3 separate regions of the Homo sapiens genome follow, and regions 1 and 3 are each linked to region 2. Evidence: chromatin loops called from intact Hi-C (ENCODE). Cell type or tissue: A673. All regions are shown on one strand. Each heading gives the region's core, and the rest is flanking DNA. Links, peaks and the distances in the headings are about the cores only.

Region 1 (8,445 bases), core at 219-8,218, 98 kb before region 2:
AAATGAGTCAAGTTAAAAAAGCTAGTAAATGATTAAATGAAAGGTGACCCTAGAAGCTAAATGCAAACATCAGTGTGGTGATCCCAATTCAGTTCTCGTTAGCCATCAACTTAAACAATAAATAAAAACATTTTTCAAAGAATCATCTCTGTAAGCAGGGTATACCTGAAGCAGGTAGTATAGTATAGAAACTGTGGAAGTACCAGGGGTTATTCAACTACCAACCTTTCATTACCTAGATTGAAAAGTTTCTCAGCTTTGCCGCTCTTGTCATGATCATCACCCCAGCTTAAGGTCCATATCTCCTACTTGTTTGACATAATTCATTGCCTTCCTAACCAGCCTCTTTGCTTCCAGATTTTTCTTCATTTAATACATTTTCAACAATTCTATACAAGCTAACTTTCTAAATCTGATATGCTACTCCTCTCAAAAATATTCAGTGGCGTTTCCCTTCATGGGGGTAGAAACATAAAACCTAATTCCTTAACATGGTATTCAAGATTTTGGTAATTCTTTTTCAGTCTGCATTTTCATCTTGATCTCAGGTCATGTTCTTCAACATCTTGACATGTTGAGCTTCCTGTTTCTTCCCAAATTCTCATTCATTACTTCTCACTTTTGCTTAATCTATTCCATCTATCTGAACTATCCTTCTTTTACTCTGTAGCAGCTAGAATGTAGCTCCTCAGTGAAGATTATCCAGAATGAATGCCACTGAGTGTAACTAATTGCAATCAGATTTAATGTACTCTAGTTACACAAGTACTGGGGAACATACTCAGTACCTCAGGAGATGGTTCACATCCTAGAGTAAATGCTTATTTGAATCCCATTGGCTTGTTCAATGCCTGCTACAGAATAAGCTATCAACAAATATGTATTGAATATTATTGATTTGCGAGGTCTTTGTCTCATGACATTGTCCATGAGTTTCCATATTTGATCATAGGATTAATACATGTGTAGCTCTGGTTTTGTGAAACTCAAGCTGAAGATTGGGTCATAGGACTGGTTGGACCCACTAAAGAGGCCACATCATTCTGTGATGCAGGCTAAAATTTAAATGAGGTCTCCGGGGCTGAATCTGGTGGAGGACAGGGTAAGGAAGGGCATTGTCATATCAGACTCTGAAAGGTTTTCGAACATCTATGTTTTTCTATTTGTACAAAGATATTGACACAAATGTGCCATGCTTGGGAATTATGAAGGCATTAAGCCCAAAAAGGGATCAACACTGAGAATCTTGGAATCAGACAAAGCAGGGAATGGGATCCAAAATGAGGATTTTAGTCAACATTGATAGTGGAAGTGAAAGGAGTGTCTTTGTATAAGCAAAGAAAAGATGTTCATTCCTCTAAATTCAAAAGGATCTAGTAAAAAAACAAATGTTTTAACCCCATCAGTCCAATATTCCCCACCATAGCTCTGCGTGTCTTGCTCTCTGTTGAAATTTCTTATGGGAGTCATAATAAATTCTGATGACTCACACAGAATAAAAACAAAGAAAACATTTTATACACTTGCAGTAAGAGTTTCCTTACTCTCCTCCTACCAGAGAAAGCAATCATTTCAAAAAAATTTAAATAATTAAAATGATTCTTTGAATGATTTGTATTGCCTTTTTAAAAAAACACAAGCCAAGTTTTTCTTATATATGAAAGAAGAGGTAAATGAACACAGAATAAACTCGTAATTTTAGAGCAGAGAGCAAGTTTAGGAAAAGTAAGTTTAATCCTTTCATTTTACAGATGATAAATTTTGCTAGCTAGGAAAAATGTTTCTCTACTACACACCTAGTGTCAGAAATAGGTCTTGAGCCCATGACTCTTGTTCTGTTTTTGTTACATAATTGCATCAAACATTCTAATCTAAGGTAGGGGTTGGCAAACTGTAGTCCATCAGCCAAATCTGGCTTGCCACATGTTTTGGTGATGTTTATTGGAACACAGCTATGCTTATTTGTTTGCATACTGCCTATGAGTACTTTCATGAGACAATGGCAGCGTTAAGCAGTTGCTACAGAGCCCATATGGCCCTTACAACATAAAATATTTCCTATCTGGCTCTTTACAGTGAAAGCTTGCCAACCTCAGGTATAAACCACAGGTATCTCTTATAGTCTTTCCTCAGTAGTCTATTAATTTATTTTTCTTGCAACTACCCACTTTCCAGCACCATCCACATTTTCCTAACAGAATGCATGCCATGAAAAGGAGGAGACAAAAAACTTCACCTTCCAGAAAAGATTGCTCAGCTTATATCTCACATTATTCAATTTTTATTGAAAAAAATAAATTTTCTAAAGTAAATTGCTTTTAAGACCTTTCCAGAAGCCACTAAGAAAACACAACATACTGTCTTAGTTGGATAATGGTTAACATTGTAGACATCATTGTGATTGATGCTGGTGTACACAAGCAGTACCAAAAACAATTGGTAATGTGGAGTTTGTTGCAGAGACTGGCTTCAAAGCTTTGGTAAAGGATCTGTAAGCTAAGGCAGACATCTTCAATATTATATACTTTTGTGTTGATTTCTGATTACCTTTGTGATCACACTTTGCAAGCACAATTATCTTTGAAATTTTGTCTGAGAGTTCTCTGCTGAAGATCTTTTCACCATCTGAGTTGATAATGGTGACCACACTGGCTGGACCACCAAAATTATACTGCCAGTGAAAAATAAATAAACAATATTTACATGGGTACTCTCAAAGAATAAAGTAACCCTGATAGTTAACTGATTATCCTGCATCTGTAGAAGAAATGAGAGAGTAAAATGAATGATAATTATCACATAGGAAAAAATGTGAGACTTAATAAAATAAGTTAGCTTCGCAGCTTATAGAGATAAAGATGAAGGTGTTAAGTCAAGGAAAAATAACATGGAAAATAATAAGCAGAAATAGATGATAAAAGGAACTGAGAAATATAATGTTCATTTGAACCTTACACTCTGACGACATAGACATGAAGAAAATGGCAAATTCAGCTGTAGCCTCACATGAGTGGAAAGACAACTTGATGTTCTGTATTGCTAAATGGGGTTCCGTTGTCGTTGAGGATGTTGGTATTGATCCCCTGATTGACTCCCTTTGAAGCTACTGAGGATAAGCAGAATAGCAACCTTGAGGTGTACATGTAGCTACAAGAAAATTATTCTGAGGTATCTCAACTTTGACTATGGTATGACAGACTCATAGATGCTTTCTCTTAATATTTTCTGACAAATGCTTCCACAAAGTAGGGCTAGGGGGTACATTTAAAGAAATTCGAGAAGTGATATGAAATTCTTTCGGCTGACAAAAGGACAATGATGAGAATAAATTTTATAAGATATATCCAAATACCCGGAGCTAGGATTCTAGGCAGATTCCAGCGACTGATGACACTTATCTGAGTTGATGCGTAGAGTCAGGTAATAGGAAGACAGCCCGGTCAGAAAAGCATCATGTACAAAGGAGGCCCAGGTGATTCTGATGAGCAACTAGGTCTGGGAGTCATTGAACAGTGTTTTGATCAATAAAGGATTATAGGTTTTAGAGTTCTCAAATAATGTACAACTTACCAAATGTGTCCAAGACACTGAATTTTATATTTCATTATATGTTCAAATTAAAACTCTCTTTGAATTAATTTGGAAATAAGCTCCTTTCAAGACCCTGTCTGATGTTCATAAAGCCTGGTTGGGTCCAAGCATATCTCTAAATTAAACGATCCCATTTCCTATCTACACACTGGGGACCAGCTCATCTTGTTTGCTTCATCCTTTGTAAAGTCATTTTTCCCACTTTTACTAAAAGCTACAGCTGTCTTCCTAATTCTTCCCAACTCCTTCCTTAATATGATTAGTAGAAACTTTCAACCCCTGTGTTCATGCTCCTCAACAGGCTTACAAAGGGATTTTTACTAGGGAATTGTCCCCTGGATGAGTTTTTCTGCCTAGTCTGAGTATTAGCATAATAGTATAATTTTAAAATAGATGTGTTTACTCTAGCTCTAGCCACTTTTAAGTAACTTATCCAGTTTCTTCTTGGAATGAAGAAACCAAGGGTAAAATAAAATAATAAAAGCAGAAACAAGAAACAGAATAACATAGGAATTAAATAATTTTTTTCTGAACATTGGCAATATACCTGCATATTTGCTTTAAAAAACAACTCTCTTAACATTACCAAAGGGAAATGAACCTTATCATATATCTGACTAATAATATGCAATGTAAAATATGAAATAAAATATTATAATAGAATTTTATATTTAATCTCCTGCCTTTTGTTTATCCATTGAAATGCTTTTATATTGACTAAATTTTATTTAGAAGCCCTTCTCCTGGAACTTCAGCTTTTGTGGCTTTTACAACATGTGATGTAGTGAGCCTCAACTTCCATAAGGTGGCATCAACCCACTAGAGTGAGTAGGACACAGCTTATTTTATTTCAGGTGACCTTGGACCTTCAACTTTCAATTATTCCTAAAGTTGTTTACACAAAGAGAAAATTCAAAGACATTTTAAAAGACTCCTTCAGATCTAATATCTTCTGACTTACAAAAAGAAAATTTCAAATATCCAAATCTGTTCTGAAGATGCTAAAGTTCAAGTGTACAATTAAAGTTTATCTGAATCTCTCTAGTCTTCCTTGGACTGTAGACTCGGACTTGAAATCCTGCAGGAATTCTATGCTTCTGGGATTTCTGGCATTTTGTCTTTTGGGTTGTAGTCAAATGCAGAGTCAAATATATCATGCAAATAGTAATTTTCTTAGTTTTCTTATACAGCAAGGAAAGGTGAGAAATGAAGAAGCATGCACGATATTAAATATTTATTATTTTACCTTTTTTACAGGTTGAATTAAATTTTATTTAAAAGTAAAAATAATAGAAATAAAATAATGCTGCTTCTTGAATTAATTCTGTATAAATATCAAAATCTCTTTAAAAATGCATGATTAAAATAATCAAATAAATGTGATATTGAGCTGCATAATCCTCATAGGATAAAGGGGGCAGCTTAAATGAGTTTGTTAATAATAAATGAAAGGGAAAAAGAAAAGCTGCACTGAGCTCCATATTCACTTATTAATGAATCTTAATATTATCGCTTATTAATGAATACTAACTAGCTTATATAACCAAAAAAAAAAACAAATGTAATTTTCTTCAGTATATTATTAGGACACAATACAGTATGTTTCACCAATATAAATGCATTTATATTCTCAGCTATAATTTCAAAAGGCCATTTCAGAGAACACTGTTACAATTAAATATGAGGAAACCTGTTCAGTTCTCAACTCCTAGTACCAGTTATCTCTGAAGAAGTTCTTGTAATATGAGAAATAATGACCTAATATTGCAATAAAAGCAAGCCTTAAGCAGTTTTCTTAACTCTGCTTTTTACTGGCTCGGTGACATAGTATAAGTCATTTAATCTCCCTACATGTAGAATGGGAATTTACTCCTTATTCTCACTTTACAGCAATGTTAGGAGGATTAATTGGATAATGAATCTAAAGGCTCCTAGGCTCAGTAAAGAAAGACACAAATGCAATGTATTATTTGCCAGTGAAAGAGTCAATGAGGAAGCACTTTTCTTACTAATCAAAATTATTCCTAGCAAGAGAGTGAATGTTAGCAAGTAAATTAAGACAATTTTTGATAGAGTTTCTAGTCTCACATATCCTATGGCAGCAAGCTAGGAGAGCAAACAAAGCTCTCAGACAATTTAAATATATTCCTCTCATTAAGAAAGTGGGACCACCTCAAAGGCATAAGTGTTTTCCATAGTGATTTCATAAAGTCATTAAAGCATAAACTTTGAGATAGTTGGACCAGACCTAATGAAAGACACATGTTCAATAATAGTAAAAAAAAAAATAGTGGTCATTCAAATGAGGGTTTCTTCTTGTGTTAGCTTTGCATTGTTTTCTTAGAAAAAAGACCACACCATGGCAAATGATTTTAAAAGCAATGTAATGAAAAGCTATCTAATTTGGTAGCAGGTATAAAATATAATACCCAGAATTAATGATAAAAGGGAATACCTGTGAGCATTCATAAGAATATACCCATCGTGGAGTTATTGAAATAGAATTGGATTGGGAGTAAATTACCTCAGGCTGACCTTTTTGACTGTTTCTCCTTAGGGATTTTTGACCTCAAATTAATTTTTTTTTTTTGCAGTAAGAGATCTGCATTATATGTAGGATGTTTTCTAGCTGAAGGACAAATAATTATAATTTCCATTTAGAGAGCTTGAATTACAACAAGGGCTATTTTCTTGACCAATAGAAAATGAAACCAGCTCTGCCTTTGGTCCCGATGTCAAAGCTCCCAAGTGTGCCTTTGCCTTTTTTGGGAATCGCTGTATATGATGAGGTTTAGTGGACTGTCTAACTCTCAGTGGTGCCCCATTCAGTCTTATGTTGACTTTAACCACTCTTCAAATGTGAAATCAGGTTTGCGGCAGGATTTCTGAAGTTGTTCTATAAAACCAGCAACTCTCATCCTGACACTCTTTACAGGTAGTCTATGAAAATAGTTAATTAATACATTAGATAGTAGAGTTCTTACAACCAAATACTGCTTAACTTTACCTTTGAATAGTTTACCTGGTTTATGAATTGGAAGCATTAGCAATCATTTGCCAACGTCCTTCCATCAGTATGATTGATGGCCTTGTGGTTAACCATCTTTCCTCTTTCACTCTGTGTTATTGGATTGTAGCAATTATCTTGGTCTTTCAATTATAAGTCCTAATCGAATGATCTGATTTCTTCTGAGGACACTCAGAGCCTTTTCTCAGTCAAGTAATTAATTTAGTTTTAGACACATACTAGATATATTCACAGGGAGCAGATTACCCATGGTCATCCAGACAAGAAAAAACAAGTACATACGTATTGCAAGTGCTCTAAGAAAATTATATTTTTGTCAACTGATAATTTCAATTTAAAAGTAATAAAATAGTTAATAAACTATGTATCATGTAGTTAATTATAAATACATACTTTTAAAAGTTGATTATATAGGGTAACTTTTCTTATAATACATGTAATTTCTTGTTAAATTGATAATTATTCAACAACTAAATCTAATTTTAAAGTTTTTAGAAAGTAGCCAGTGAATCAGGGAAAGGTTTTGGATTAATTTGATGATATCATATATATTTTACATAGATGAGGCAATATTTTTTCTGTTTTTTTCCCATTTAATGTTTCGAATAATAAAGAAAAAAGAGATGTTTCTTTTAAATGCTTATTTTAAATCAGGGAAGATTTTTAAAGATTTTTGTTAACCTCACTGTAAAACTTTCTTCTATTTATACATAAATTACTGGCAGTTTAATTCTCTCTTTTTAACATTGTTGGAAACCTGTACATATATTTCTTCGACTAAATTTTTTTACTTTGAAAAATCTACCACAAGGTGGCAGTCAAGAAAAGTCTTTTAAATTTCATCTTGGAACATAATTTATGAGGTGAAGAAGTCAGGTTCATGTGAAGAGTTATCATACACCTGACATGTCAGTGGCCAAACCAGTACATAAAAGCTGATGTGCACTTCAATTAAAAATCATAATTATTCATACAGAGAAAACAGCAGGCTATGAAACTGAATGCTCTGGAATTGAGCCAGAAATCTTAGATGGACATCTTGACTTTAACAGTGTGAGCCTTGGCAAATCACATTAATTAGGGAATTCCCTAATTCCCTAATGTGTCAAGACACATTCATTTCTTTGTGCCAATCTAGCAGTCATTTTAATATCATAATGAAAAATAGCTATCTGAGACATTCAGCTCCAGCTACCTCCAGGATGCTATAGGAAGAAGCAGTGCTGAAAGAAGCTTTCAGTTTACAGCAATTCAATTTACCTCACCTAACCTCCACTTTCAGAGATAAAGCAGATAAGAGCATTGTGCTGGACACACTGGAGTATACACGGACAAACAAAACACAAATCCTTGGCCTCAAGGAAACAAACAATCAAAAACATAGGACAGACTAATATGGATAAGAAGGAAGTTTTCAGGAATTTCTTCACTAATAACACTTTCAATTATAAGTCCTAATTTGATGTACAAATATCAAAAATACATAAAAATATCCAAATTTCTCAGACTAACTGGAAGTAATATTTATAATTTCTATATTTTACATTTAATATTGAAACAATATCTAATTCATTTGGTAATATTTTATTTAAAAGTCCATAATATTGACTTGTGTGTACCGTGTTTAGCACGGGTTTATAATTCACTGCAAATATGGCAGCTTGTGTTTCTTATTTTACAGAGTTAAGTTTCTTCAGCAGTAAAACTACTGTCTGTATATTGCTTATATACAGAAAATTTGTCACCATACATTTATTAGTCATAGCAAAATGCCTGTACATAGCAGGTGTTCCACAAATATTGGTTACCTTACTGATAACCAATGT
Region 2 (8,445 bases), core at 341-8,340:
TGTGAGGTAAGCTTTAGAATTAATTTTTTCAGAACCATCAGCCATTACTTTTGGATTTTGATACTGACTACCTTGCATATAATTTCAATTAGATAAAATTGACATCTTTACAACTTTAGGTCTTTCTATATATGAACATTCTGTTAGAGGCAGTAGGCAGACAAATTTCTAGATAGATAGGGGCACGTCCCTGGTGAAACCAGATCTTCAACCCAAAAACAGCCTGAAGCCTGAAAACCAGGTTGCCAGTTCTGGATGGAGTCCACGACCAGAGGGAGAACCTCTATTCCTGTTTGCCAGCTCTTTCCTAGCTGGTTCTTTCTGAATAATGCTTTTTAACCAACGGAATGTTGCCTTTTGCAAGGCACCTACCGCCTGGGCCTCCCCAGTTCTGAGCCTATAAAAACCCTAGACTTAGCTACACATGCCTACCTTCCAGTAGGGACCTGCCTTCCAGTAGGGACTACCCACTTCGGGTTCCCCCTCCTCTGAGAGCTGTTCTGTCTCTCAATAAAATTCTTCCCTGCCTCCCTCACTTTTCGGTTGTCCTCATTCTTCTTGGACACAGAACAAGAACCTGAGACCTGCCGAACAGCAGGTGCCAAAGATGCTGCTGTAACACCACAGCCCTCCCATCTTCCATCCTCCACTGGCGCTGAGTGGCAGTCCCATGTGACAGGAAGTGGAGGCAGAGCTGGGCCAGCCCAGGAGCCACGTGCTGGAGCCAGGTGAGGAGACTGAATGAGCTGGGACATTACCCCTTTTTCCAAAGCATGGAGACGGTGGGAATGAATAAACTGTAAGACATATGAGCTGTGAACCTTCTGGGGCCCAGACCTACTCCATAAGCCAGAGTTGTGATATGCTGTAACCGTATATTTGTACTACACAAATTTGTTGCTCTAAATTGTGCTTCATGTTTTTACTTTGTTTTTACACATATTTTGAGATAATTTCATCCTTAATATTTTTAAATGTTGCATATATTAGAATATTCTGACTTCATACTTGAAGGTCCTGTGACAATGTCTAAAATTCTTGGCACACTAAACTCTTTCCTATTGAAAACATTTATCTTCTTTTGCAACCTGTTGTCAAAAAGATTGCTAAAGAGGAAGCTTTGAAACTATCTCATTTTTTGTACTTTATTACTTGTTCAGAGAATATTAAATTTTTACTTTACCTTGTGAATGTAACTAAATGTAGATCAATTTTCACTAACATTGCTTGCAACTCACTCAGTCCTTTTAGCTCAGGGAAAATCCATTCTAATATAACTTCTGACCACTTATTTTTCATTTAATCTAATCACTTAAAGGAGCAGATGGACAGTAGAATTTTCTTATATATGAACACTTTTCTGATTTGTTTCAATCCCAAATCTCTGAGTCACAAGGCAGACAGACACACAGGAGAGATCAGGGTAAATGTATTTCTCTTTAAAGACTCAGAGATTCAAAATGATGTGTTGAATTTGGGACAGGTCTATCTTAGTCTAGCTCTATATTTTCAGTCAGGTGAAGTGTCTTCAAAATTTTTGTCTTCAGTAGTCCCTCAGCTTTCTATTCTATTTTATTATACATCTTCTTAGGGAGGTTTTCACTATTTTGTTTTTTCCATTTGTTTTAATTTTGCAGTGTTGACTGAGGCTGTCTTTTAAAATGATATTTGAGTATGTTGTCCAAGTACCTTTTTAAAGCAAAACCTATGCATTTTTTTTCCACAAAAGGCAAATTTGGGTTAACAGGCAGAATATGGTATTCAGAGAATTTGTGACAAAGTATAGGCACAGGCAAGTGGTTAAATGTCAGGGACTTTCCAAGAGGGATATCAGAAAATCACCGATAGTCAGGTCATTGGAGCATGACAATGAACAATTTAGGAGCTGTCACTGTTCAGAGATCCACAGAAGTAAGCTAAAAAATAACTGCACGAAGTAACAGGGTGACATATTAGGGGACTAATTGCAGTCTCTAAACTGGTGAGAGAAAAGGGACTGACCAGAAAGAAAGCAGGAGTTCAGGGTGAGGAACTTAAGTGGGAAACTTTGCCCAGGGGACCAGGACCGATCTGCGATTACAGACATGTACCTTCGAACAAAGCAGAAGCATAATTTCTTGATTTGGCCTGTATGGTCACAGCCAGATTGGTAGCAATGACAACTTGTTGCTGACCATCTGGCCGTGAATTAAATCCTTGCTGGCAAGGGAGAATTTTGGGTCTAGAAAGTACAGCAGGGTTAAGCTTAATGTCAAAAAGTCTGGCAAACGAATGGTAGCCAGCTTCTGATGCTGTGAACAACTGGCCCATTTCATAATGTATTCATACTACTTTTTTTTCAGTAGTCTTTAATTATATACTTTAATTAGGAACATTAGAGCTTTCTAGCAATAGGTACTTCTCTTATTATTAAGAATAGCATATCGTATACAGGATATTCTTTGTTCATTGGTAAACATTGCTTATGTTGTCTACATGTCAAAATGTTTATCTCAGCCATTTCGAATGGTGGGGCACATTATTTAAAATCAAGAAATACAGAGTATCTTTAAACTTGAGATATTTCCCTGTTATGCACATTTTAAATTTAAAATGTTGCATTCAAATGAAAAAAGAAATGTGTCAAAATTTGGTAACTGGTATTTTCAATAAATGCCATAATTTTTTATCCTTTTAGAGATCCTGTTATTAAATTAGTCCACCAAAGCATATTTATGACTTATTTATATTGTCTATTCTCAAACTGACACAGATGCAGACATAAACCCTTTCTCATACAACATTACTTTCTGGACATATTTGATAAATGATTTTATAAATAAAAATTTTAAAGTGTCCACTAAATTTTTAGTAATCTAGGATGGAAACCAGAATATTCGATGGGTGGGGTTAGTGATTAGAATATTACTTTTACTTCTACCCCTTAAAGCTCCTATTCTGAGTAAGATGCTGCTTGTCACTTTCCATTTTTGTATCAGCCTGTTGACTTTACAATCTGAAAGCTCTTGATCTTTAATGATCTGTAGCACATCTGTATGCATAATACTGTCTTCCAAACTCCTCAACAATACAAAAACATTAGGCACGTATCACAGAGCTCTTTTAATACATTTTCTACGCAACAATGCTTTTCCCAAATGCAACCCATTTTTGCATAAAAAATAAGATTGTACTGTGTGGAGATAATCAGGTAGTTATGCTGAACTAATGAGCTTTTCTTTTTCTGACAGTACTCTGATATAGTAATTGGAGAATTTAGTTATTCCTTAGATTCAGGAATGATGAGTTCTCTACCTTTGGTTATCATGAAAGATTTCCTTATACTAGAATATCCTGGTCAGGTAAGTGCATTAACAAAGCAACACTCCAATCCATTGATAACATTATATGAAATAATAGGCTGTCTATTCATTTACATAAAATCATTCATTAAAACTGAGATACTTTGCATATAATATAAATTAATTGTGCCCACTTGCCAATGTTACTTTTATTAAATAAATGGATCTGAAACTATGTGTTATTTTTCTTCAAAATCTTTAAAAAGTGGTCACTGGGAAATGATAATACCAGTTAGGATAACTTAACTTTGTTTAGAGGAAATATTTCTTCTAACTTGAAAACACATTTTACGAGTTATATTTTCACAATTTTAGACATTCTGCCTCTCATTCTGTTTGTCTCAGGTCCTGATTATCTTTCAGAATTTAGTCTTGATGCTCTGTGACCATATACATGCTCTTTCTGCACTCTAAAAATAATATTCAATACAAAATACAAAATAGGATATCAAGGGCCTACAAAATTCATTTAGACTAGTAGCATATTTTTTTAGCACATGTGGGCAACATTCTTATGAAAAGATGTTTTATTGTTTCCCCAGTATGACAAAGAAGCTAGTGAGAAAGTGGCAAATCCTCCATGTTTGGCTATTTTACTTTCAAGCTCTGGCCAGTTTCTTACACTGTTGTGGCAATAGCCTTTGGTTTGCTATTTCTTTTCCTTTCTGATGCTCCCTTCTTTTCATAGTTTGCTGTATTCACGGTTGAGGAAATGAAAGCGTCCATACTGCAATTAAGTTAGTTTCTTGCATGTACCCAACATAAGAAAGGCAAGTAAATGACTACTTTTTAAGATAAGCATGTCTTACCTCCGAGTCTATGTTTAGAGATTTTAAAAGTATGGTATTACTTTTTAAATATTTCTAAGACAAGCATACTTGAAAAAATGTTATGCCTTTTTCTAATTCCCTTCCTTTTCTGGCTTGTTTGAGGGAACCCAGACTATAAAACAAAGCTGATGAGAAGCCAAGAAAAGACATGATTAAATTAAAGCAAAATAATGAAAGAACAGAGTCACTTACATATTCAGCAAAAGCCAGCAAAATATATATATATATATATGAACAAAAGAAGAGAGGGGAAAAAAGGAAGGGAGGGAGGGAGGGAGGAAGGAAGGAAGGAAGGAAGGAAGGAGGAAGGAAAAGGAGGGAAGGAAGGAAGAAAAGGAAGGAAGAAAAGGAAGGAAGGAAGGAAATGTTCTCAAACTAAAATGTGTTTTCTGCAAGCTGAGTGAGCAAAACAGAGATTTCTTGCAGCTGTTACATTTGCTCTTAGAGCTGAAGTGGTAAATCAACTCAAGATGATCTGTCAGCCAATCAAGAAATCTTTACGTTTTGGCTGGGTCTTTAGTACAGAGATCTGGGTGGTCACAGGTTGCTTTCCTGTAGGATAATGTTTAATGTACTGTACAGCACATCCTTGAAAACTGGCCAAGACTATCATGGATTTGGCAGACACTTTCTGCAGCTCTGGGTGCCAACAGATGTCTTTGCTAGGTGAAAACAAATAAGAACCAAAATTCTTCCCAGCCTGCTGAAATAAAAGGTTCCTGGGAATTGCTGAGTGTTAAATTGCTGTCCTAAAACCTTTCATTTTGTGCTCTTGTTCTGAGTTGTGTTTTTGTTGCAATTGGCTCCCGGCCTAGGAACTTGGTGTGCTCTGCTGGGTTAACCATGATAAGCAGCTGGTGTGAGGGACCACTCCACAGTGGCTCAGTGGAGTTCAGGATTACCTCTACCACAAGAGGGTAGTATAAATCTTTGAAAGGCAGAGGTGATATTGTGATTCCCATCCCCAATCACTCTTCTGTTTTAACCTGGTCTCTGGCTCTGACTGTTTTACTTTTCCCCTTTCTCTAGAAACTCATACAACTGCCATTCTGAAAGCTTACATTGCTGTGGCACTTTATTAGCTTCAAAACTGTCAAAAAACAATCAGTGTGACTGTCTGCTGTCTGCAGGGGAGGGGGATATTCAACAGTTAGAATCTATATTCATATACTGGTAAACATTTTGAAACTGTCCCCTTAAGACCCATGAATAAGATTATGGAATGTTTTCTTAGTATTCAATGTCTATGTAATAGAAGGAAAAGGGATTAGCTGGAGGCGAATATGCATTCACAAATATTTGTTATTGAAAATTGCAAGAAAACTTGCTCATTCATTTATAAGTATTTTATTGAGATTTTTATTAAACCTCCACTACATACTATACACTAAGGATACAGCAGTAGGCTAGAGAGACCACCCTGCTCTCATGGAGCTTGCACATGAGTGTGAAAGACAAATACCAAGTGAGTTTACAAACAGTTATAAAAGTCTGGTGGTGGTAAGTGTGAAGAAGGAATATGAATCAGGATAAAGAGATGTGGGGAAAAGGGCAGTGTGATTTAGATAAGGTGGGTGAGTAAAGTTCTTAATCAAATACACAGGTGAGTACATATAAATTGAGTGGTATTTATCCATTCATTTAACATGTATTTATTGACTACCTAATATATATAATTTATGTCAGATGTTCTATTTAGCATTTAGTCAATATTATTTACATTCTTCAGGTATCAATTATTGCCACTCTTGCATAGCATAGATTTCAAGATATAAGGTTTTGATATTAAACATCTGTGTTTGCATCTTACTGTAATGTGACCTCTGGTAATTTTTAAAATACTTTTCTGATATATAAAATAATATGTACCATAGAGTTGTCAGGCATATTAATGACATAGCAAGGGAGAAGGGCCAAGCATAATACTTGAAGCACAGTTTATACCTATCAAATGTCAGTTACTGAAATTCTTAAAATCAATGCATAGCCGTATCTTTCAAGTTAAAAATATTAACAGTATAATCATGGGACCCTTTCCGTCCTTAAAAATCTTCCATAATTTAATGGTACCATGTTCAAAATGAACAGTTACAGACTGGAACAGAAAAAAAAAGAAAACTGCCATTGCTTTTCTACAAATGAAAACAAGTTAACTCATAAGCCCCCATTTTCAAAATATTATTCGTTCAAGGTAAATCAACTACAGATGGTCTCTGACTTACCATGGTTCAGCTTACGATTGTTTAATTTTACAATGGTGAGAAAACAATATGCATTCAGTAGAAACTGTACTTCAAATTTTGAATTGTGATATATTCCCAAGCTGAAAATATGTTGTATGATACAATACTCCCTTCTAGTTCTGGGCAGCCAGTGAGCCAAAGCTCCCAGATGGCCAAGAGATCACGATGGTGAACAACTGATAATCTACAGTGTGCTGTGCTGGAAAGTATTTTTTGTTGTGTGTGTTTTTTTTTTTTTTTCTTTGAGATGGGGTCTCACTATGTTTTCCAGGCTGGTCTCAAACTCCTGGGCTGAAACACTCCTTCCCTCAGCCTCATAAATAGCTGGATTACAGGCGTGAGCCTCTGCACCTGGCCAGAAAATGTCTTCAATCATAGATTGCAGAGCTCCACCGCCAGAGTTTGTGATTCAGGAGGTCCTGGGTGGAGCCTGATAACTTGAGTTTCTAACAACTTTCCAGGTGATGCTGATGCTGCTTGTCCACGGACCACTCACCCAGATAAATCGTTATTTTCTTTTGGGCTTGAAAATCATTTTGCTACATTTTTCCTTCTTTGTATTTTATAACATAAAACGTATCTCTCAGTATTTCAAAATCAGCTCTTAGTATTTCAAGTCTAATTTTGCTAGGCTTCCTTTTAGGATTTTTATAGCTTTATGTCTTACATTTAAGTCTTTAATTCATCTTGAGTTAATTTTTGTATATGGTGAGAGATAGGGGTTCCAGTTTTATTCTTCTACATACAGCTTGCCAGTTTTCCCAGCACTGTTTATTGAATAGGATGTCCTTTCTCCAGTGTATGTTTTTGTCAACTTTGCCAAAGATCAGTTGCTTGCAGGCATGTGGCTTTATTTCTGACTTCTCTATTCTGTTCTGTTGATCTATATATCTATTTGTATACCAGTATCATGCTCTTTTGTTTACTATAGCCTTGCAATATAATTTGAAGTCAGATAATGTGATGCCTCCAGCTTTGTTCCTTTTGTTTAGGATTGTTTTGGCTATTCAGGCTGTTTTTTGGTTCCATTTGAATTTTTAGGGTTGTTTGTTTCTAATTCTGTGAAAAACGACATTGATAATTTGATAGGAGTGGCATTGAATTTGAGGATTACTTTTGGTAGTATGGTCCTTTTGATGATGTTAACTTTTCCAATTCATGAGCATGGGGTGTTTTTCCATTTGTTTGTGTCATCTCTGATTTCTTTAATCAGTGTTTTATAGCTCTCCTTGTAGAGATCTTTCATCTCCTTGGTTAAATGTATTCCTAGGTTTTTTTTTGTAGCTATTGTAAATGGGATTGAGTTCTTGATTTTTTTCACAGCTTGATCATTATTGGTGTATAGAAATGCTATGGATTTTTGTACGTTGGTTTTGTATGCTGAAACTTTGCTGAAGTCATTTATTAAATGCAATATTCTTTTTGAGGAATCTTTAGAGTTTTCTAGGTATAAGATGATATCATCAATGAATAAAGATAATTTGAATTTCTCTTTTCCAATCTAAATACTTTCTGTTTCTTTCTCTTGCCTGATTGCTCTAGCTGGGACTTCCAGTACCAGGTTGAATGGGAGTGGTGAAAGTAGGTATTCTTATCTTGTTCTGGTTCTTAGGGGAATGATTTCAAATTTTGCCTGTTCAGAATGATGTTGGATGTGAGTTTGTCATAGATAGCTTTTATTATTTTGAAGTATGTTTGTTCAATGCCTCCTTTTTGGGGATTTTTGTCATGCAGAGATACTGGATTTTATTGAATGCTTTCTCTGCATCTATTGAGATAATCATACAGCTTTTGTTTTTAATTCTATTTATGTGGTGAATCACATTTATTGATCTGTATATTTTGAAGCATCTTTCCATTGCTGGAATAAAACTTTGCTGTATTATCTTTCTGATGTACTGTTGGATTCAATTTGCTAGTTTTTTGTTGAGGATTTTTGCGTCTATGTTTATCATGATATTGGTCTCTGGTTTTCTTTTTTGTTGTATCATTGCCTGGCTTTGGAATCAGGGTAATGCTGGCTTCATAGAA
Region 3 (8,445 bases), core at 219-8,218, 320 kb before region 2:
CTAAGAACTCTTAACACTTGCCTAAATAGGGAGTCTGCCATTTCTCACTGTTGTACTGAAACATTATAGTCTTTCAAATTGCAGTTAAAATGGAGTATTACGAACTCAAAACAGGAGCTTAAAAATGTCTCTGACTACTTCAATGCCACCTGACATAAAGAGGAAGTCAGAGTGGAAAGAGACAATGGTTTCAACCAAATGTAATTAAAATATGGGTTTTTTTGGCAAGTTTTACAAAAATACTTGATCATGCAAATACATGTCAGGGATGCTCTCAGTCTCTTGGAAGAAAACTGTGCAAGTAAGAAGCACAGAATTTTAAGCTTAAGTTTGTAAATCTGTCTTTAGTCAAGATTGTGTGATTTTCCTGGTTATGTTACAGTTTTATTGATTTTCGCATAGAATCTTCGCAGGTTCATAAGACATATAATATCTCTCTACATTTTTACTTCGTAAAAATTTATAGAAAGAATCTCTCTCTCTCTCTCTCTCTCTCTCTCTCTGTCTCTATCCCCCACCCAAGGAATTTCCCTCTACAGTTAGAAAGTAAGATTTCTCAAAGACTGCAGAATCTACTTCTGTAGCTTAGATAAAAGGTGATAAACAAAGGAAAGAAAATTAGCTCATGAAAAAGGAAGGACAAATAACGCTGTCCAAACTCAAATTAAAATAAATTTCATCATGAAATAATTATATAATTGATACTGTAGCTCTTTTGGAAACAATTGTCTGTAAAAGCCATTGATGATCCATTTGGTCTTATTTATTCATATCTATCTGTCTATACATATCTATCTGTTTTTACATCTATCTATCTTCATTTACACTTATCTAGCTATCTTTTCCTTTCTCTTTCTCACTAATATCTGGTGGGGTAAAATAACCCCACCAGATAAGTTAGGGATTATCCCTTACACAAAGGTAAGTTAGGGATTTTTTTGGAGATGATGAATTATGGAAGTATTAAACTCAATAAATATATGCAGTTTATTACAAAAGATTCTACAAAAAAAACGAAGAATGCAGAGTGCTGACTTTATCCTTCAGTACGTGTCACTACACCCGGAATTTTTATATTTTTTAGTAGAGACGGGGTTTCGTCATGTTGGCCAGGCTGGTCCCCAACTCCTGACCTCATGATCTGCCCGCCTTGACCTCCCAAAGTGCTGGAATTACAGGTGTGAGCCACCGTGCCCGACCAGTATGTATATTTTTTTAAGTAGCATTAGTTTTACTGACTTATTTGAGAAAAAGCACCTCAAAGTGTTTCTTCATTACTAATACATTTTAGTTGCTATATCAACATTTTATTGAGAGAAGAAATAATGTGATCTCTATGAAATATTGTTTTATAACAGTGCTCCCATAAATTCAATATCCCATGTATTTAAATGAACTTAATTATATATTTATAAGTGTGTGTGTATATACATAAACAACACTATGATTGAATCAATACATACATGCATGTACATGTACATATACATTCTGTGAAAAACACACACGAACACAAATATAGGTTGTATTCCTAACAATCTCTTTCTTGAGAAACATAGTTATGATCCTATAAGTGAAACTTGAAATCAATGAAGAAAGCTCCTTAAATATTATTCATGTGTTCTGTGGTCCAAGCATATTGGTATTAATGAGAGATAGATTTACTTGTAGACCTAACTTGCATAACATTTGTAAGGTACTTTAAAAAGTGCTTTACATAGAGATATTTGAAAAGGCTATGGTGTGTTTAATAAACTCTACTTCAGAAGCCAAGACCAGATTACCAATTCAAAATAAAATTTGAGCAATAGCTCCCTGTATAGTTACGCTCAACATCTCAATAAATATCCACATAGATTTTTAACAAGGGAATACCTAATACCAAATACTATTAACCAAATAAAAGCAACTATGTAGAAGGATTTTTATTCATTATTGGGTACAATATCATGATCAAGCTAAATGATTGGCCAAGCATTTCAGAAAATTATATCCAGAATATTTATTATGAAATATATGTCTCTTAAATATGTACAGAAAATTATTTCAGAAATAGTTTAATATCAATGATTCAAGCCATAGAACAAGAATTACTAAATACCATAACTTTGTGCAGGTATCTTTCTTTTTTTCTTTGTAAAATCAATTTCTTCATTTTAATTGACAGGTAAAAATTATATGTTTGTTTTGTACAAAATATTGTTTTTAAATATGTGTACATTGTGGAAGTGCTAAATTGAGCTAAATAACATTTGCATTACTTCACATACTTATCTTTTTCTTTGTTGTGAGAACACTTAAAATCTACTCTCTTAGCAATTTTCAAGAACACAATACATTAACTATAGTCACCATGTTAAGCAATAGGCCTCTTGAACTTATCCTCCTATCTAATTTAAATTTTGTGCCTGAGTGCCATGGCTCATGCCTGTAATCCCAGCACTTTGGGAGGCCGAGGTGGGTGGATCACCGGAGGTTAGGAGTTCGAGACCAGCCTGGCCAACATGACAAAACCCCTTCTCTACTAAAAATACAAAAATTAGCCAGGCATGGTGGCATGCACCTGTAATCCCAGCTGCTTAGGAGGCTGAGGCAGGAGAATCACTTCAACCCAGGAAGCAGAGGTTGCAGTGAGCTGAGATGGCACCACTGCACTCCAGCCTGGGTGACAGAGCTAGACTCCATCTCAAAAGTAAAATCTAAAAAAAAATTGTAACTTTTGACCAACATCTCCTAACTCTCTCTTCAACCACTGCCTCTGCCCTTGGTAATCATCCTTCTAATCTCTACTTCTGTGAGGTCAGCTTTTTCACATTCCACATGTGAATGAGATCATGTGGTTTGTCTTTGAAATAAGCCATGTCTGGCCTATTTAATCTAACATAATGTCCTCCATGTTGTTGCAAATTACAAGATCTTTTTCTTTAAGGCTGACTAGTATTCCATTGTGTATATATTACATTTTCCTTTTCCATTCATCCATTAATGGACATTTAGACTGATTTCATGTCTTGGCTATTGTGAATAATGCTGCAATCAACATGAGAGTACAAATATTTTTTGACACAGTGATTTTATTTCCTTTGAATGTATACCCTGAAGTGGGATGGTTGAATTACATGCTAGTTCTATTTTTAATTTTTTGAGGAACCTCCATACTGTTTTTCATAGTGATGGGATTAATTTACATTGTCACAGAGTATGCAAGGATTCCCTCTTCCGCACATCTTTGGAAGCATTTCTTACCTTTTGCCTTTATGATAATAGCTATTCTGACAGGCATTAGGCAATATCTCATTGTGGTTTTAATTTGCGTTTCCCTGATGATTAATGATGTTGACTATTTTATCATATACCTCTTGGCTATTTGTATGTCTTCCTATGAAAAAATGTCTATTCAGGTCCTTTGCCCATTTTTTTAATTGGATTTCTTTTTTTTTTTTCTAACTATTGAGTTATGTGAGTTCCTTGTATATTCTGGATGTTACTCCCTTGTCAGATGAGTAGTTTCCAAATATTTACTCTGATTCTGTAGGTTATTTCTTCACTCTGTTTATTGCTTTCTTGGCTGTGCAGAGCTTTTAGTTTGATTCAATCCCGTTTGTATATTTTTGTTTCATTTCTAGTGCTTTTGGATTCATATCCAAAAAGTCATTATCCAAAACAATGTCATGGAGATTTCCTTCCATTTTCTACATTAATTTTACAGTTTCAGGTCTTACATGTAAGTTTTTAATCAATTGTAGTTGACTGTTGCATATGGCATGAGATTGTGTCTGATTTTATTCTGCATGTGGATATCCAGTTATCCCAACAGTGTTTATCAAGGCACCTTCCTTTCCTCATTGTGTGTTCTTGACACCTTTGTCAAAAATCCATAGAGTGTAAATGCATGAATTTATTCCTGGGTTCTCGATTCTATACTCCTGGCCTATGTGTCTATTTTTATGCCAGCAATATACTCGTTTAACTGCTACAGTATTGTATAATATTTTTAAATTGGGTAGTGTGATGTCTCAAGCTGTGTTCTTTTTGCTCCAGATTGCTTGGCTGTTCAGGGTATTTTTATGGGCCTTTTGTGATTTGGTAACAATTTTAGGATTTTTTTTCTATTTATGTGAAGAATATCATTGAAATTTTGATAGGGATTATATGGAATCTATAGATCTCTTTGGGTAGGATGGACTTTTTAAAAATATAAATTCTTCCAATATATGAACACAGAATATCTTTCCATTTATTTATTTATTTCATCATTTTTAATAGTTTTCAGTGTATAGGTATTTCACCTCCTTGGTTAAATTTATTCTCAACTGTTTTATTTCTTTTTAACTATTTTAAATGACACTGTTTCCATGATTTATATTTCAAACGGTTCATAATTAGTGCACAGAAAAGCAATTGAGTTTTATATGTCCATTTTATATCTTGTGTGGTATCATAAGTGAAAGAGCAAGAATATGGATTTACTTCATTTCAAACATCTTTCTATATATAGGAAGGGACAATAATTCTCAGAAAATAAATAGGTATAACCTACCTATGTGGTTGAAAATAACATAGAATGTGGTTGAATAGGCAGTGAGCAGAGAAGGAAAATCTCTTATTGTAATGTTTCTGAAACTTATAGTTCTTAGCATATACTTATATACTTTATTAGGTTACAACTCCTGAGTTCCAGAAAATTACAATTGAATAAAACCCCAAAACAAGGGCAAAAGTTTTATATTGGTAACACTGAGAATGAACAAATAGGAAGGAAGGAAGGAAGGAAGGAAGGAAGGAAGGAAGGAAGGAAAAAGAAAAGAAAGAAGAAAGAAAGAAAGAAAAAGAAAACCTGCTTTTGAGAAAACATTGTGAGGTGGGCAGGGGCTGGGGTAAAAGAGGAAGAAACTAGCAACCAGAAAAAAAATGTAAGAAAAGCAGAGCTCTAAAAATAATCTACTGCAGAATATGAAAGAAAAGGGAATGTTATTTTTATTCTCACAGAAATAAGAAATGGCAATGGCCTCTCTGAAATAGGAGCAAATAATCATTAAGACAAAAGAAATTGAAATAGAAATTCTCTACAATGAGTTGAAGAGTCAAAAAAATAGAAGGATACCTTTAAAATGATCTGATACAGGAATTTGACCTGATTATGAGAGAGTGAAAGAATATAAACAAATGCAATGAGAAAATTAAATCCCCCATGGCAAAAATAAAGAGTAAAATTTACATTATGGGAAATTAGGTCTCTCACCTAAAGGTCAAACTTGAAAGTTCTTTAGGCCTGCAAAGAAAGAGGACAAAAAGATAAAATGAATGATCATGTTAAATACGCAAAAGAGAGTTGGGGAGAAAATATGCCAAGGAGAAATGAAAACAAATAAAAAAAAAGTAAGGTAACATAGAATCAACGTTCTTAAAATTAAGCAGGGTTGGTATATTATAATTGGAGTTCCACCCCATTCAGAACAAAATTTATATATATACATTTACAAATATTTTGGAACATTTTTGAATAACAGGCATTACTTGGGGTACTGAGGCACAAGAATTGCTTGAACCCTGGAAGCAGAGGTTGCAGTGAACCAAGATTGTGTCACTGCACTCCAGCCTGGGCAACAGAGTGAGACTTTGTCAAAAAAAATAAAAAATAAAAATAAAAATAAAATAAAAGACATAATAAAACCAATTTTTAAGTAAGTGTTAAGTGTTAAATATTTTTTAAGTTTACTTATATAGGAATAAATATTGGGTTGGCTTCAGGCTACTTGTTTTCAGAAGGCAAAGGAGAAATAACAGAGGAAAAAAAAGATTCATATTCTCAGACAAAATTTTTATACAGGCCAAGGACTATACAACGATAGTTGAAAAAAATACTTAAAAATCCTTTATCTGATCATAAAGCCAAATTATGAAACCAAAATAACATTACAGAAAATTTGAGGAAGAATGACAGTGAAAGGCAGGATTATGGAACACCATTCTCTTAATATGGAATAAAACAAAGAGACAAAAAACTAAACTAAACAAGTTAATTTACAGACAGGTAAAATTCAGGAGAAAGTAAACAAAGAAAAAGATACAAGAATAACATCCAAACTTCAAGTGGCAATGATCAAATTAGAAAGAAGATGCTCTGCTGTGAAGAGAGAAGTTATATTGAAAAGTTCTGAGCATACTTTCTAAAGTCTTCTAATTTACAGAGAAGAGGATTAAAGGAGTAAGGAACTGAAGAAAAAGGAAAGGGCCTGGGCGCGGTGGCTTACGCCTGTAATCCCAGCACTTTGGGAGGCCAAGGCCGGCAGATCATGAGGTCAGGGGTTCGAGACCCAGCGTGACCAACATGGTGAAACTCCATCTCTATTAAAAATACAAAAATTAGCCAGGTGTGGTGGCACGAGCCTGTAATCCCAGCTACTCAGGAGGCTGAGGCAGGAGAATTGCTTGAACCCGGGAGGTGGAGGTTGCAGTGAGCCACGATTGCGCCACTGCACTCCAGCCTGGGTGACAGAGCAAGACTCTGTCAAAAAAATAAAATAAAATGAAAGAGAGAGAGAGAGAGAAGAGGAGAGGAGAGGAGAGGAAAGGAGAGAAGAGAAGAGGAAACGAAAGGGCAAGGTACAGCCATCTAAAGCGGCTTTATTTGTTAAGGTACCAACCAGTCCCATGTGACTTTTGAGCACTTTGAATCTCACTATGTGTGTATATCCTACAGCCCCTGGCATGTGTGGGCAAGAACAGACCCACTGCCACTGCCCTGATGAAGCACCTTTTCCAGCACCTTCCATTTGTGTTGTTATCAGTGGACCAGGAACACTCTGGCCCCTCCAGTGCAGCAGGTGCTTGATCTCAAGGGGCCAGAGAACAATACCGTAGACCTGGTCCCAGCCTCCCAGGGTGAGAGTCCACAGTCCAGGAGTACTGAGCTAATCCTTGGCCCCCTGAAATCATTCAGAAATGAAGCCAGTCAACTAAACCCAATTTAAACCAGAGACAAACTGTCAAGGGCCTCAGAGAATATAAAAGCAAGAAGCCTCATGCAAAGCATAGCAACTTCAAAGATTAAAAGAGCCTCAGCCCACACAGATTAAAGGAGCCAGTGCAAGAACTCTGGCCACTCTGAAAGCCACAATGTCTTTTTACCTCCATGTGACTGCACTAGCTCCCCAGTAATAATTCTTCATGACTAAATTGGATGAAATGACAGACATAGAATTCAGAGACTGGATGGCAAGGAAGATCATCAATATTCACAGGAAAGTTAAAACCCAATCTAAGTAATCTAAGGAATCCAGTAATACAATTCAAGAGGTGAAAGATGAAATTAGCCATTTTAGGAAAGAATCTAATCTTTCCTAATCTAATAATAGAGCTGAAAAACTCACTATAAGAATTTCATAATTCAATTGTAAGTTTTAACAGCATAATAAACCAAGCAGAGGAAACAATTTTGGAGCCCAAAGACTGGTTCTTTGAATCAACTCAGTCAGACAAAGATAAAGTAAAAAGAATTTTTAAAATTGAACAAAACCTATAAGAAATATGGGATTGTATACATAGGCAAAACCTACAACAGACACATTGGTGTTCCTGAAACAGAGGGAGAGAACAAGCAACTTGAAAAATATATTTGAGAACATTGTCCATGAAAATTTCCCCAACTGAGGTAGAGATATTGACATTCAAATTTAGGAAATTTAGAGAACCTCTTTGGGATACTATAAAAGAAGAGTATCCCAAAGACACATAGTTTTCAGATTCTCCAAGGTCAATGTGAAGGAAAATATATTAAAGGAAGCTGGAGAGAAGAGACAGGTCACCTACAAAGGGAATATCATCAGTCTAGCAGTGGACTTTTTGGCAGAAATCCTACAAACCAGAAAAGAGTGAGGGCCTATATTCAGCTTTCTTAAAGAAAATAATTTCCAACCAACAATTTCAAATCCAGCCAAACTAAACTTCATAACTGAAGGAAAAATAAAGTCCTTTTTAGACAAGTATATGCTAAAAGACTTTGTTACCATCAGATCTGTCATATAAGATGTCCTGAAGGGAGTGCTAAAATTGGAAATGAGAGATTGTCACTGGCCACTACAAAAACACATTTAAGTACATAGACTAGTGACACTATAAAACAACTACACAATCAAGTGTACATATCAAACAACTAACAACATGAGGACAAAATCAAATGTTCACATATCAATATTAACCTTGAACTTAAATGGGCTAAATGTCCCACTTAAAACCCACAGAATGGCAAGTTGGATAAAGAAGCAAGACCCAACTGTTTGCTCTCTTCAAGAGACTTATCTCAAATGCAATGACACCTATAGGTTCAAAGTAAAGAGATGGAGAAATATCTATCAAGCAAATAGAAGGCAAAAAAGAGCAGGGTGGCTTTTCTTATTTCAGACAAAACAAACTTTAAACCAATAATCATCAAAAAGAACAAAGAAA

The links. A loop is a pair of places that touch in the nucleus more often than their neighbours do. Peaks named below come from ENCODE experiments on the same cell type or tissue, not always from the same donor. Only the 100,000 strongest peaks of a DNase experiment are listed, where the experiment ranks them.
Region 1: it touches region 2 in a loop (10-fold over the local background); 9 of 110 quality-filtered maps call a loop at or near these places.
Region 3: a loop joins it to region 2, with 11 times the contacts of the local background. A loop is called at or near these places in 3 of 110 quality-filtered maps.

What each region holds. Positions count from the first base shown.
Region 1 is chr12:74,411,812-74,420,256 of GRCh38, reverse strand. No RefSeq gene overlaps it. Among named protein-coding and RNA genes, the nearest start is that of ATXN7L3B, 120 kb to the left of the region's middle. In A673, for the core only: CTCF peaks have their summits at 4,399, 7,211 and 7,410 (motif pointing right); DNase peaks (open chromatin) are centred at 4,406 and 7,436; H3K27ac peaks cover 906 bases.
Region 2 is chr12:74,313,818-74,322,262 of GRCh38, reverse strand. LOC107987178 (a long non-coding RNA gene) reads left to right here. Exons shown (of 3, transcript XR_001749203.3): 2 at 569-728. Among named protein-coding and RNA genes, the nearest start is that of LINC02882, 25 kb to the right of the region's middle. In A673, for the core only: CTCF peaks have their summits at 4,861 and 5,067 (motif pointing right); DNase peaks (open chromatin) are centred at 4,732 and 4,832; H3K27ac peaks cover 7,493 bases.
Region 3 is chr12:74,633,201-74,641,645 of GRCh38, reverse strand. No RefSeq gene overlaps it. Among named protein-coding and RNA genes, the nearest start is that of ATXN7L3B, 100 kb to the right of the region's middle. In A673, for the core only: no CTCF peak of the experiment used is centred there; a DNase peak (open chromatin) is centred at 4,735; H3K27ac peaks cover 1,930 bases.